Regions from separate parts of the Homo sapiens genome. Here region 1 is linked to region 2. The links are chromatin loops, found by intact Hi-C in ENCODE. Cell type or tissue: heart right ventricle. All regions are shown on one strand.

What was found. Peaks named below come from ENCODE experiments on the same cell type or tissue, not always from the same donor. Only the 100,000 strongest peaks of a DNase experiment are listed, where the experiment ranks them.
Region 1: it touches region 2 in a loop (2.6-fold over the local background); 3 of 110 quality-filtered maps call a loop at or near these places.

The regions. Positions count from the first base shown.
Region 1 is chr3:98,758,765-98,766,764 of GRCh38, forward strand. It overlaps ST3GAL6 (ST3 beta-galactoside alpha-2,3-sialyltransferase 6), which reads left to right and starts at 4,576. Exons shown (of 10, transcript NM_001323368.2): 1 at 4,576-4,675. In heart right ventricle, no CTCF peak of the experiment used is centred here; a DNase peak (open chromatin) is centred at 4,587; H3K4me3 peaks cover 1,437 bases; H3K27ac peaks cover 7,694 bases.
Region 2 is chr3:98,689,189-98,697,188 of GRCh38, forward strand. No RefSeq gene overlaps it. Among named protein-coding and RNA genes, the nearest start is that of ST3GAL6-AS1, 39 kb to the right of the region's middle. In heart right ventricle, no CTCF peak of the experiment used is centred here; no DNase peak of the experiment used is centred here; H3K27ac peaks cover 3,056 bases.

The DNA of each region.
Region 1 (8,000 bases), 70 kb after region 2:
GGCTTGGTGCATGGGAAGCTGATACTTCACTAATTTTAAAAGAAGAATTGAAACAAGATTAGGAGAGTCTTTACCATGTGCCAGTTACTTACCTAAGTATTTTATATTTACTACTTGTAATAGCTCTATTAGGAAGTATTATTATTTCTTATTTTACAGCCAAGGAAGCTGAAGTGTAAAAAGATTAGGCAAATTCCCAGGGTGATACAACTCATCAGAAGAAGAGCTGAGACTCAAACTCAGGGGGTCTGATTGTCAAGCAAACAATCTTAACACCTAATTATGCTACTACCTACAAAGAATAAATTGCCAATGAATTATTAAGACCAAATCATGGAAGTCTTAAATACCAGGCAAAGTGACAAGATGAGAGCTGCACTTCGAGGATTTTATGCCAAGTACAGCGTGTGGGCTGGTTTAAAGGGAAGAAAGATTAGAGATCATTGCTAGTAGCTAAGGTGAGAAGTAATGAGAACATGGGTTTAGGAAACAGGATTAAGATAACAGCTTGAAAACACCTGTATTTAGGTGGACAGAGGAAGAAGAGGAAATCTAGAAACACAGGCAGAGAAGTAGAGGAGGGAGGCCGTGTAGTGCTACCCAAGGGGAGATTCTGGAACTGAAAACCGTAGAGATCAGAGAGGATTGGAACAAAAACAAAGACGAGTGGGTTTGGAGATAGTAATTTATTTATTCATTTATTGACTTTTTTACTCATGAAATAAGTAAATATTATTGTGCACCCATAATGTGACAGGAATTGTGCTGGAGGGGAACCCGTGTAAAATGTTCTTCTTTATTACCAACTTTGCTACTTATTAGCAAGATAGCCTTTGACAAGTTTTTTTTTTTTAAACTTTTCAAAATCCTGGCTGCCTCTTCTGTAGTATGATACGTAAGTCCTCACTGTGTCTAAATGCCCCCAACTCTTGCGGTCTTCCCAGCTCTAAGATCTGTAATTCTTGGGTTCAAGTTGTAAATTGCAATAATTGGAAATGTTGTAAATATGTGGCCAATGATTCAGTTGGCACTTAGGTGAATCAGAAGGAGATGCAAGATAAGGTGTGTGTCCTATAGCTGTAATGTGAATGGAGGAATCCTACATATTTTCCCTCAAAAATACTGGTAGTATCATACTGACACTAATAGTAGATGGAAGGATGAGACTGAAAATAATACAGGAAAGACAGTGTCCAGGGAATTAAAAACAAAAAACAAAAAACAAAAAACCCCACAAACATTCCCTAGAGTGGTGAGGGAAATTTTTCTCAAAGCCACTTATTTTCAAAGGGAATCTGACTAGTTTCTTCAGAGAAACTTCTGTTGATTGAAAACTTTCAAAGGTCAAGCCCTAAAGACTCTTAAAAGATGTAGCATAAAACTTAGAATGAGCTGCCAGTTCCCCTCAAAAACTGTTTTCTGTGAAGCCCTGATCTTCTCGGCTGGATACAATTCCTTTTTTCTCTGACCTTCTCCAGCAGTGCTTCTCAAACACACAGATCACATGGGGTTTGCCAAAATCCACTTGACTCAGTGGATCAAAGGTTGGAGCTGAGACTCTGCAGCTCTACCAACTTCCCAGGTGATGCCAGTACTGCTGGTCCATGGACCACACTTTGAATAACAGAGGTGTAAAATAGTTTGCTTTAATTCTCGTAGCAGATAATGGAAATAATTTTGAAACAGTGTAACAGCTCCTTCACCAGACTGTGAGCTCTATTCTCCATATCCTAAAGTCGAGTACGTACACATTATGAAATTCTTGATATTAATAGATAAGAGATTCTTACCTCGGTCAGTGATTTGTATTATTCAATAGCAGTAATAATTTGAACTGGTATAGGTAGGGCTTTTTTTTAAACTGAGATAAGCACCAGCATGCAATATAACTGAGATAGGCACCACAATGCAATATAAAGTTTTCATATAAAGTTAAACGTGTTTACCATATGGCCCATGAAAACGTATATCCACCCAAGAAGTTGCACTTGAATGTTTAATGCAGTTTTATTTACAATAACCAAAAATTGCAAAGAAACCAAATGTGTATTGCCTGATAAATAACTTGTGAACTGATAAATTAATTGTGGTATGACCATACAATGGGATGCTATTTAGCAACAAAAAGGAATGAACTCCTGGTACAAGCAACAACTTGAGCATTTTTTTAAAAAGTATTATGTTAATTGACAGAAGTCAGAAATAAGATATATATTATATGATTCAATTTATATGAAATTTTAGAAAAGCAAAACTATAGTGATAGCAGATCAGGCTGCTAGGGGCCAGGAAGTGGGAAGAAGGAAGTGACTACAAAGAGGAACAAAGGAACTTTTGAGGTTGATGACAATGTTTAGAATCATGACTTCAGTGGTTGTTACCTGATACACTTAAAAGTGGCGAATTTTAGTGTATAAAAATTTTATCCCCAGCTACTCAGGAGGCTGAGGCAGGAGGATTACTTGAGCCCAGAAGTTAGAGACCAGGCTGGACAGTATAGTGAGACCCTGTCTCAAAAAAAGGAAAAAAATGAATAAAGGCAATTTTAAAAATTACACACAGGCTGGGCATGGTGGCTGATGCCTGTAATCCCAGCACTTTGGGAGGCCGAGGTGGGTGGATCACTTGAGGTTAGGAGTTCGAGACCAGCCTGGCCAACATGGCAAAACCCCATCTCTATTAAAAATACAAAGAATTAGCCAGGCATGGTGGCACGTGCCTATAGTCCCAGCTACTTGGGAGGCTGAAGCAGGAGAAATTGCTTGAACCCGGGTGGTGGAGGTTGCAGTGAGCCAAGATTGCATCACTACACTTCAGCCTGGGCAACAGAGCAAGACTCCATCTCAAAAAAAAAAAAAAAAAGTAGCCACAGTCATCAACCTGTTAACAACATCTAATGCTTCTTGGAAGCTGATATCTTATTAGCAGGATGTTAATAAGAGAATACAGGGACAATTTTTACTTTAAGAGAATAAATGGGCATGGAAAGAAAATGTGAATAAACAGTAGGAACAAAAGAAGTTCCCTAAAAGCTTACTTGTGTACTTGCAATGGACCTGAGTCTGAAGAGAGAGCTCTTGAAAACAGGAACTCCAGTTCTTCTATTTTTAGCATCCCATATAGTTGCTATTAGCTGAATGATTTTAGTGTGTCCTGTTGTGCTATTAAAGAAGAAAATTCTGCTGAGAAGTCATTTCTCTCCTTTTTATATTCTTTGCAGTGAGCACACCCCACTTTCAGGAGAGGATCTGGTCATCTGCTTTGGCAGAAGGCTTATCTTTAATTAAGTGAAAAGATCTGTCTACATGTGCTAAGGACAGTGAAAGCACTGGTGAAAGCACTGGCTTTGTTGAAAAGCTGAAAGAGAAGGGTGTTTGTGCATATGCATGTCGGAACCAGCTTCATATCATTGTATTAGCAGAAGAGTTGGGGGAGGAGAGGGAAAGAAAGTTAATTATACGTGTTCCCTTTCTGCAATGCAGAAAGAAAATAGTTATATTCTTAGAAATCAGTCAAAATGTATACAGCTGATCTAATTTGTTGACACTACACAACTCAATATTTTTGGAGGGGGGCATAAATCAGATTTTCTGTTAATTTACTCAGCAATGTCAGAGTTTTTTTCTTAACTTGTATTAAATAGCATTAGTTTATAACTTCAGATTAAATTTAGCCTTTTCGTTGTAATATTGTATGTTTAAAAAATCTATATGTGCTGTTTTTTATTTCTTTAATTATGGTCTATTGAGAATTTCGTCATCCTTCTAGCAGAAAATCCCATCAACCAGACTACTGATTCCTTAGGATTTCTCTCTTTAATTATGAGATTAATAGCTTTTCATATTATAATGTTTCTAAAGAAGTGTGTTTGATAAATGCATAATTTAATGTGTATCATCCCCTTGTTTTATTTTTAAAAGATATTATTAAATGATTATTTAACAGTTCATACTCTTAAAAATATGGTTATTATAGTTTTCTATAAGCCACAATTTCAAAGTGTGGGCTTTGAAATCAGATCTCAGTTTGAATTCTGGCCAGTGCTCTGGGTATTAAACATATCTAGCATGGGGATGAAAATATCCGTGATTTCATCCTTATGTGAAAAAGGGCTTAGTACTGTGCTGGCCATTTAGTAAGTGGTTAATAAACTGTGCTATCATTTACATGATCATCGCTGCCAGAGGTTGTAGATCCTTGGGATATGAATGAAGCTGATCTCACGCATTTGGACTACCTAATTAGTAATAAGGACCAAACCTAAAAGAGAGGTAGTAAATGAATTGAGGAGGACTGAGGCCTTTCCATTCATCACTGTGGAGTCCTGTACATTAAGGCTCAGGTCATATGGAGATGGCTGGGTCTGTGAGGCTTAGGCTTAGGGGACCTATGAGGCTGGACCAAAAAAAATCTAGACATTAATGCATGGCTAGAGTTGGAGGTTCTGTTGTAGATTTGCTCATGTAGGCATGTGACTGCAGATTATAATCACAAATTGAGTAATAAGTACAAAGAGGAAGGAAGGCAGGATGTGAAATCTGTTGGCCATGTTCCACACAGTCTGGAGTGTATGTCAGTGTGAGCTGAAGACCAGCAGAGACTAGGATGGATGACGGCCTGTCCAGGGGCTGAATGGACACAGGTGTCAGCAGGGCCACCTGGTAAAGGTATGGAGGTGAGCCATGAACAAGGTTACCTGCTTAAGGGGAAGGTTGTGGCTTAAATCTAGATGCTGCTGAGATATTAGACATTAGGTGCCCACAGGCTGTGTGGAGGTAGAAGGGGGATGTGCTTCTCTTATTTGCACAAAGATGTGAGTTACTGAGGAGTATTATTGAACAGCAGCATGTTGGGTTTGAGAAGAGACCTAGTAGTAGAAAGAGTAGTATGTCTGCCACTGAGGAAGCAGGGAACAGAAGGGTGCCTCACCCCAGGGCAGATGGGGACATGGTTTAGGATCCTAGTGACTAAAAAAAAAAAAAAAAAAATGGAAGTTTGGCTGCAGAGCTGCTAGGGTGACTAGGAAAGAGAAGAATGCAGACGTTGGAAAAGTGTGGTATAGTTTAAGCACCCAGCAGCAGGAACCCAGGTCCAGTGGATGAGATGACCAGGATCACTACTGGATCCACAGGAACCTGACCCAACTGTTAAGCTGCTAGTCGAGGGCTCCTCAGACTCTCTTTCTGTGGGTCAGAATCAGTCCCAGTGCCTGGGGTGGCTGGGCTTGCAGATGGGCATTAGGAAGCACCTGCTTCCAGACTGAAACAGAACTGGGGATGGAGGAGACAGGGAGGTGAGGTTTGTGTGTGCTCAGCATCCGGAATAGAGAACGCCAAGGGTCTTTCTTCCTTGGTGTTGCATATTGACTGAGATACCCACCGGGTTTTTCTATTAGGTTGGTTTTAAATGACAAAAACCACAATTACTTTTGCACTAACCTAATGCTTGATAAGTAGAACAATGTTTCTAGAATTATTGCTGAACATGCTTTTTTCTAGCTGGTTGGAAAAGCAAGCTCCCTTTGGTTTGAGAAAGCATTAGGGGAGTCTAAAAAAAAACCTGACATTTTTTTCAAGTGTTTCTCCGTAGAGTTTGTTTTTATAAACAATGCTAGCATGGTTGGGAGGAGCAGAACTGGGAACAGGGTTGGGAGTAACAGGCTTTTATTTCAGCTGAGTTTGAATCAAAAGTATTATAAGCTTTACCTCCATTTCATCAATTACTAGAATTGATATTGCTTAAGGAGCTTGCAGGATTGCTTAAGTTGGAGAAATGTTCAGTAATGTTTAGTCTGGTAGCAAAAGGAGGGGCCTGTGCTCACTTGTGAAAGCTCACATCTAGGGGGAGGTAGTATAACGCATGGCCTGTGGCCTGATAGAGACAGATTTGAGTCCTCGTTCTGCTACTTGTCAGCTCAACAAAGTCGTTGCTTCTCCCAGAGTTTTGGTTTCCTCCTCTACAAAATAGGAATTGTAAGTCTACCACTTCTTTTGCAAGGTGGTTGTCAGGATGTCATGAGGTAATACACCAAAAGCAATTATCACATGCCTTGGCACAGGCTAAGCACTCATACATCTTAATGCTTCTAATCAGTTGTTATTCATTGAGCATTTACCACGTGCTAGGCATTTAGGGTAAAAAAAAATAATACAAAGCATCTAGTTATGGGATCTGTATCTGTTACAGTCTCTGTATTTCAGAAATTCTTCCATGGTTCTATTGTATTTCTTAGAGCAGTGATTCTCAAAATTTTAGTGTGCATAAGAATCAAATTGGTGGATGCTGTTTAAATGCACATTCCTGAGCCCCAGAGATTCAGATTAAGTAGAGGCTCAGGAGTGTGCATGTTAACAAGTCCCCGCCTGGTGCAGACTCTTGAGCCTGCCCTAGAGTCACCTCCTTTCACCAATATCTGAATTTACCCTTCTAGACTTCAAGATACCAATGGAACACCATTAGGAATTTTCAGATTAGAATTATCTCTTTTAGATTTGCCTTGTGCTTTTTATCTTGAGAGACAGGATAACACCAGGAATGGAACTCTGAGAAAGAAATGATTGAACCATAAATCTATTTCTGTCTTCCTTAAACTGTGTGACCTCAGACAACTCAACCTTATAAACCTTCAGTTTTCCTCATTCATCAAGAAGACAACACCTGCACACCCATCTAACAAGCTTATTTTGAGCCTTAAATGGAGGGATGGACATATAAAAGATTTTTTATGAACTTTGATGCTCCACACAAAATATGCTTTTACTATTAAAGCAAAGTGAAACATTTGTCAAGATTGAGTTTAATTTGGCATATATAGGTTACTTATACATTGGGTTACATATCTTAGTTGGAGAATATGTGAACATTTGTCCTCTGCCAGTGAGTCCTTCTTTCCCTTGCCATCCTCTACCCACATTTTTGTAAAGGATGTTTTAGGGACCCTGATTTTAGGAGCATCTGCAGCCACAAAGCTGGCATTGGTCCTGTTTAATGTCAAGATCTTGAAAACTCTTTTTTTTGGTAATCAAAGCTATATTAAAGGGCCTTATGTCTTTTTAAAAGCAGATAACCTCTTAAATTCTGTTTTTTTCTTTGAATGTTTTTGCTCAAAGCAAAATGCCCTTCCACTTATACAATATAATTAGATAATTGGTTTATTTGTGGAAGCTTTTTCCTGTGAGCAAGCAGAGGAACCATGTTTATCACAAGGATATCCTGGCTGGCCCGTGTCCTTTGCAACTTGAATACTGAAGCTGTGAATTGTACATGAAATACGATAGTGCCTTAACTTCCTAAATGTTTTTCAGGTGGCGTGTGCAGTAGCTGTTCAAGAGTGGGTTCGTTTTATTGTTTGAAAACAGAGCATTCTCTCACACTTCTTTGTTTTTAATTAGACCACATATTAGTGAATGAAAAACAACAAAACAATAACACAAGTCTCGCTTACCCATACCTCCGTGTTCTGTAGAATAATACATAAATTGCCCAAAGAGTATGTTTTGGAGAATACATAGGAATTTTGACTTGTAAATACTGACTTCTTTCCCTAGACCTTCATATACTGTCTTAGATGTAAATACATTAAAAAATTTTGCTGATACTGGTAAGTTTTATCCTTGTTGGATCTTTGCATAAATGTCATTCTTTTTTTTTTTTTTTTTTTTTTTTTTTTTTTTGGGAAAGGGAGTCTCACTCTGTCGCCCAGGCTGGAGTGCAGTGGCGTGATCTCGGCTCACTGCAACCTCTGCCTCTTGGGTTCAAGCAATTCTCTGCCTTAGCCTCCTGAATGGGTGGGATTGCAGGTGCCTGCCATCACGCCCGGCTAATTTTTTTGCATTTTTAGTAGAGACGGTGTTTCACCATCTTGGCCAGGTTGGTATTGAACTCCTGACCTCGTGATCCACCTGCCTCAGCCTCCCAAAGTGCTGGGATTACAGGCATGAGCCACTGCGCCCAGCCAAATGAAGTTATTCTTAGTGGAGCCTTAAATGTTTGATTTGAGC
Region 2 (8,000 bases):
GGAAATATATGATATATATTATATATGGAAATATATATTATAGATGGAAATATATATAATATATATTATATATATGGAAATATATATAATATATATATTGAAATATATATAATATATATATTGAAATATATATAATATATACATGGAAATATATATAATATATGGAAATATATATAATATATATGGAAATATATATAATATATATTGTATATGTGGAAATATATATAATATATATTGTATATATGGAAATATATATATGGGAATATATATAAAATATATTATATATATGGGAATATATATAAAATATATTATATATATGGAAATATATATAATATATATAACGGAGTTTCTTTTTTTTTCCTATAATATGTAGTGGAAAACAAGAAAAATTTAAGAATTAATTTTTAAAAAATTCAGTCTTAAGACTAAATTTTTTCGTCAGGTAGTGTGCACTCAGCTTCAAGTAACAATACACTGCTAAAAGTAGCTTTATAAACAGGAGAAGTGTGGAACCAGGAAGTATGGAGAAAAATATTTCTAATTTTATTAGAGCAGTTCAGCAATTTCATTAGGAGGTGGGACCCTCCTCCCACCCTCCTTGGTACATTGGCTCTGTACCTTCATACTTGCAAGATGGCTCTCCCCTCCAAGATGAGACATATAAATATGACAATATTTGGGCCCCCAAAATCTATCAGATTTTGTAACCTCCATCTATACTTATTGTACCAGAAGCATTTATTCCATAGTAAGTCTTTTGAACTTTTATTTATTTTTATTTTTATTAATTTATGTATTGAGACGGAGTCTTGCTTTGTCGCCAGGCTGGTGTGCAGTGGCACGATCTGGGCTCATTGCAACCTGCGTCTCACAAGATCCAGCGATTCTCCTCCCTCAGCCTCCCGAGTAGCTGGGACTACAGGCGCGTGAGATCATGCCCGGCTAATTTTTTTGTATTTTTAGTAGAGACAGGGTTTCACTGTTTTAGCCGGGATGGTCTCAGTCTCCTGACCTCGTGATCCGCCCACCTCGGCCTCCCAAAGTGCTGGGATTACAGGGTGAGCAACCGCGCCTGGCTATTTATTTTTGAGACAGAGTTTGGCTCTTGTTGCCCATGCTGGAGTGCAGTGGCGTGATCTCGGCTCACTGCAACCTCCACCTTCAAGCGATTCTCCTGCCTCAGCCTTCTGAGTAGCTGAGATTACAGGTGTGTGCCACCATGCCCAGGTATTTTTTTAAATATTTATTTATTTATTTATTTGTGGGCATGAGCCACCACGCCCGGCCTCAACTTTCATTTTAAATGGTGATACATATTCCATACCAAAAAAAAAAAAAAAAAAAAGAAAAAGAAAGAAAGGTCGGGCACAGTGGCTCATGCCAGTAATCCCAGCACTTTGGGAGTCCGAGGCGGGTGGATCACCTGAGGTCAGTAGTCCAAGACCAGCCGGACCAACATGGCGAAACCCCGTCTCTACTAAAAAATACAAAAATTAGCTGTGCATCGTGGCAGGTGCCTGTAATTCCAGCTACTCAGGAGGCTGAGGCATGAGAATCGCTTGAACCCGGGAGGCAGATGTTGCAGTAAGCCAGTATCGTGCCACTGCATTTCAGCCTGGTCTACAGAGTAAGACTCCATTTCAAAAAACCACAACAACAACAACAACAACAACAGGAAAAAAAAAAGAAAAGAAAGAAACAAAGAGAAAAACAAACCACACACCCTATAATTGGACAGGCCCAGTGGCTCATGCCTGTAATCCTAGCATTTTGGTGGTCAAGGCAGGAGGATCACTTGAGTCCGGCAGTTACCAGCTTGAGCAACATAGAGAGACCTGGTCTCTACTAAAAATAAAATTAGGCTAGCATGGTGACTCATGCCTGCAGTCCCAGCTATCTGGGAGGCTGAGGCACAGGAGAATAGTTTGAGCCCAGGAGTTTGAGGTTTCAATGAGCTATGATCACATCATTGCACTCTAGCCTGGGCAACAGGGTGAGACTCTGTCTTAAAAAACCAAAAACTGTAGTTGACTTAACATAATAAACAGCGTTCCTTTCATTTATGGAATACCTGAGTATTAAGAAATATATACTAGAGGTTTTACACAAACACCTCTAATCCTTAAAACAATCTTGCAAGGTAGCTATTATCATTCTGATTTTACAAATGAGAAAACTGAAACTCAGAGAGCTTAAAACTTATCTGATATTTCCGCTAGTTGCAGAACAGGGAATTTGAGCCCATTTCCAAACCAGCAGTCATAATGATATTTATTTAACACTGGGGGCGGGTGGGTTGGGTAGGGAGAAATCAAAGCCCAAAGGAATAGGCAAATTCATAACTAATAAACATAGAATTTGTTGGCCAGGCACGGTGGCTCACGCCTGCAATCCCAGCACTTTGAGAGGTCGAGGCGGGCGGATCACGAGGTCAGGAGATCGAGACCATCCTGGCTAACACGGTGAAACCCGTCTCTACTAAAAATACAAAAAATTAGCTGGGCGTGGTGGCGGACGCCTGTAGTCCCAGCTACTCGGGAGGCTGAGGCAGGAGAATGGAGTGAACCTGGGAGGCGGAACTTGCAGTGAGCCGAGATCGCGCCACTGCACTCCAGCCTGGGCGACAGAGCGAGACTCCGTCTCAAACAAAACAAAACAAAACAAAACAAAAACATAGAATTAGCTAAGCTTGTTATTGAAAAAAAAAAAACACAAAAAAAACCTGAATTCTTATAAGAAGTCAGCAAATGGCTACAAAGCTATGATGGATATTCAGATCTATTTATAACCTACAGTTCATCATTGCACTTTCAGTAGACGGTAAGCAATTATTCAGTTTGCATCAGTAGCTATGTTGAGCTTACTCTGACATCCTGTTTTCCACACCTCTTGATCAGGCTTACTGGCATTTTGTTCTTCATAAGTCTTTGTCAGCACTTCCTACAGTTGTCCAACACTATCTAGCACATACAATTAGTCACATTTGTCAACAGTCCTCAGTAAGGTTAGATTAAGTTCAATTTCTCATGGCACCCATATAAAAAGCTCCTGATTTGACTCTCCTATAGCACAATAAATTTCACTAGCCAATAGAAAATTCTGTGAAATATATGTAAATGCATATATATGTGTGTATATATATTTGATTGTGGTACTTCTTGTGGTAGGTTTGGTCTGTATCCTCAAATAGGTGACAATCAGACATTTTTTTTTTTGTTCTAAAGGCATCAAGAAGGCTATACAGAGGCCGGGTGTGGTGGCTAACACCTTTAATCCCAGCACTTTGGGAGGCCAAGGCGGGTGGATCACTTGAGGTCAAGAATTTGAGACCACCCTGGTCAACATGGCAAAACCCTGTCTCCATAAAAATGCAAAAAGTAGGCGTGGTGGTGCATTCCTATAGACCTCGCTACCCGGGGGGCTGAGGCAGGAGAATCACTTGAACCCAGAAGGCAGAGGTTGCAGTGAGCCGAGATCACGCCACTGCACTCCAGCCTGGGTGACAGAGCAAGACTCTGTCTCAAAACAAACAAACAAAAAAGCTATACAGTGTCTATAGGTGTTAGCAGTTAAATGGAATACATGGATAAAAAAGGAAAAATAAGGAGGGAAGCAGTGAAAGAAGGAAGAAAGAACTGTATACATAGGGCAAGGGAAGGGGACAGACAGTGCTGTCACTATTGTCAATTTTGCTGTGACAGAATAAATTCTAGAACAGACTGGGAAACAGCACAGGGCAAATGTTTCTGTCCTGCCAACAGGACTAGCAGAGACTAAGCCAAACTGCTGTCACTGATTGCACCACTGCAGGTTGTCACGGATTACATCACTATGGTTTCTCTTCTCTGAGGACACATTTTTCTCTGCTCTCCACCCAGGGACTTGGACACTTGATTTCAAATTCTCCTAACAAACAGTTTCAGGCTCTTTAGGCCCAGTCTCACTTATTTGCCTACCCGCTTCCAGGACATGCTCCAAAGGGCTTTACCAATATACCCCTCATGTCGAAGACCAGCCCCATCTCTGGCTTCCTCTTCTCCCCATGTCATTCCTGACTATGGCATGGGTGGTTCTGGGAGAAAGGTGACATAAACAGGTTCCCTCTGGACTCAACACAGCAGAGCCAAATGGGAAGTGATGTTGGGAGCTTTCCTTGTGAGGCCAGTCAGTGAAAAGTGCCGACAGTCTGGCAGATGGGAAATCAGTGTTTCCTGAGAGAACAGGAAACACTCACCAAGCTTCTCAGCCTCCTTTTTTTGCCCTCTGCTATAGCTATCTGAAGCTGTCCTAGGGTCAGTGAACAAGAAAGTTCTCCCCAGTCTGTCTGGCCAGACCAAAGTAATATTTTGGATTAAGCTTCATGACATTTCTTTGTCCCATCCTGAAACAACCCTCTGGGAAGGAGAGGGGAATTCATAAATTTACTTTAGTTTGATTTTTGTGACTAAGAAAGTGGTGTTTTACCTTTTCTTCATTCTAGGTTGCTAATGTGCTCACTCTTGGCACCTTGTTAATAATATATAAGATTTATTTACCCCATCTTCATTTACTTATCATCTTTCTCCTGTCTTAAACCCCACACTTGGAGCATATAAATTTACACAGTTTATTTTAAAAGAACAGACTTTGAAGACCTACAGATCTGGTTTTCATACTGGCTCCCACGTGTCTTAGCAGAGTGACATTGGACAAGCTGGTCAACTTCTTTCAATATCACTCAGTTGCTTCATCACCAAAATGAAGGTTATGATGTCTACCTCAGAAGGTTCTTAAGATTTAAGAGAAAGGATGTCCATCAAGTGAAAGGCAAGGAGTGACTGAGTAGAAATATCCATTCCCTTTCCCCTCTCTTTAACCCATCAGCCAAAAGAATATAGCATTTTTTGTTTGTTTGTTTGTTTGTTTTTTAACAAGTTGTGAACCCAGAAAATCTGAGACAGGTCTCAGTTTATTTAGAAAGTTGATTTTGCCAAGATTGAGGACAAGCCTATAACACATCCTCAGGAAGTCCTAATGACAGGTGCCCAAGATGGTCAGGGCACAGCTTGCTTTTATACATTTAGGGAGACAGGAAACATTAATCAATATATGTAAGAAGTACATTGGTTCCGTCTGGAAAGGCGGGACAACTTGAAGCAAAGGCAGGAAGACTGGAAGCGGGGAGACAGCTTCCAGGTCACAGATAAGTGATACACAAATGGTGTACACAAAAAAGGGTGTACACAAATGGTGTACACAAAAAGTGATACACAAACCTACTCTATGAGATATGTGTGTGTGTACATATATATATATTTATCATATATATATGATAGTTAATTTTATGTGTTAACTTGGCTAGGTCACACTGCTCAGATATGTGATCAAACATTATTCTGGATATTTCTGGGTAGGGGGGTATGGATGAAAATAGCATTTAAATTAGTGGACTTTGAGTGCAGCAGCTTGCTCTCCATAATGTGAGTAGACCTCATCCAGTTACTTCAATAGAACAGAACAATAGTTTCCCTAGAGAAGGGAGAATTTTCCAGGAGAAGGCCTTCAGTAGTGAACTGCACCATTAACTCTCCCCTGATCTCCAGCCTGCTGGCCCAACCTGCAGATTTTGGATTTTCCAACCTCCATATTCATGTGAGCCAATTCCTCTATCTATCTATTTATCTATCTCTCTATCTATCTATCTATCTATCATCTATCTATCATCTATCTATCTACATACATATACATGCACATACACATCATGTTGCTTCTGTTTATATATAATTTGTATATAAACATACATATGAAATTTATAAGAAAAGGAAGTAGATGAGTTTAAAGAGAGGTTTACAGCAATGCATTGTCATGGAAAGGAATTTCTGGCCTAATAGAATATGCCATTCTTTAATTATACTAAATAAGGATTCTCCTGTGCTTGCTCAGAATTCACCAGTGCTTATGAAATACTGGTTTGGGGACACTCATTTAGGTTTTGAGTCCAACTGCTCGTTAGAATCCTGGTTCTGCCATTTTCTGGCACTGTGACCTTGGGTAAATGACTTCATCTCTCTCACCCCATTTTTCTCATCTACAAAATGAGGCCATTTATACCTACCCTATGCCTAGGACAGTTGTGAGGACTGAATGAATCCCCAAACTCTCTCAAAAAAAATACTCTAAAAATCCATGTTAGAGGCCGGGCACTGTGGCTCATGCCTGTAATCCCAGCACTTTGGGAGGCCAAGGTGGGTGGATCACCTGAGGTCAGGAGTTCAAGACCAGCCTGGACAGCATGGTGAAACCCATCTCTACTAAAAATACAAAAATTAGCCAGGTGTGGTGGCGCAGGCCTGTAATTCTGTAATCCCGGTTACTCAGGAGGACGAGGCAGGAGAATCACTTGAACCCTGAGGCAGAGGTTGCAGTGAGCCAAGATCTCGCCACTGCACTCCAGCCTGGGTGACAGAATGAAAAAAAAAAAATCCACATAGAATTAATCTCTCCTTCCAATCCTCTTATAAATCTATAACACTTTGCTCCTAACTTGTGCCTATCATGATGATTATAAAAGTATTTTACATAAAAATTTCCCCCTGCTTACTCAGTCAATAAGATTCCATCAGAAATGTATGAAATAAGAATTTCCCAGCTCCCTTCTACTCCCACTTACCAAAGAAGCAGAAATTCTATCAAATATCAGGAATAATTTTTTTTAATGCAAATTCCTCTTTGAAACCCTTTGACCCTCAGGAGATTTAAATTCTATGAGGTGAAAAAGAGAACATACCAGACCTTTAAAACAGTAGATGAGAAATATTTGCATTTCTGAAAGAATTTTCATATGATTCATGAGTCATCTTCCTCTTTGGCCACCTAATACAAATTCAGGATGTTATTTATTGTCTCTATAAAAACCATTTTTTCCATATATCTCTGGATAATTCTTTTGCCACAACCTAAGGGGTTATGATACTTTTCCTTTCAAGAATCAAAGTACTAAGTGTGGCAAAAAGACAACAAGTATCCTCTGGACAGAAACCAAATAAGCTCACTCAAAATTAAAGAAGAGAGTTAAAGAACTTTCATGTTTTTCATGCCAGATACTATTGAAAACATCTCATAATTAGCTGATTCAGTCCTCACAACTGTCCTAGGCATAGGGTAGGTATAAACGGCCTCATTTTGTAGATGAGAAAAATGGGGTGAGAGAAATGAAGTCATTTACCCAAGGTCACAGTGCCAGAAAATGGCAGAACCAGGATTCTAACGAGCAGTTGGACTCAAAACCTAAATGAGTGTCCCCAAACCAGAATTTCGTAAGCACTGGTGAATTCTGAGCAAGCACAGGAGAATCTTTATTTAGTATAATTAAAGAATGGCAAATTCTATTAGGCCAGAAATTCCTTTCTATGACAATGCATTGCTGTAAACCTCTCTTTAAACTCATCTACTTCCTTTTCTTATAAATTTCATATGTATGTTTATATACAAATTATATATAAACAGAAGCAACATGATGTGTATGTGCATGTATATATATGTAGATAGATAGATAGATAGATAGATGATAGATAGATAGATAGATAGATAGATAGATAGATAGATAGATAGAGGAATTGGCTCACATGAATATGGAGGTTGGCAAATCCAAAATCTGCAGGTTGGGCCAGCAGACTGGAGACCAGGGGAGAGTTAATGGTGCAGTTCACTACTGAAGGCCATCTTCTGGAAAATTCTCCCTTCTCTGGGGAAACTATTGTTTTGTTCTATTGAAGTAATTGGATGATGTCTACTCACATTATGGAGAGCAAGCTGCTGCACTCAAAGTCCACTAATTTAAATGCTATTTTCATCCATACTCCCCTATCCAGAAATATCCAGAATAATGTTTGATCACATATCTGAGCAGCATGACCCAGCCAAGTTAACACATAAAATTAACTATCATATATATGATAAATATATATATATGTACACACACACGTATCTCATATATAACCCCTCTCTATATAAACTTTTCA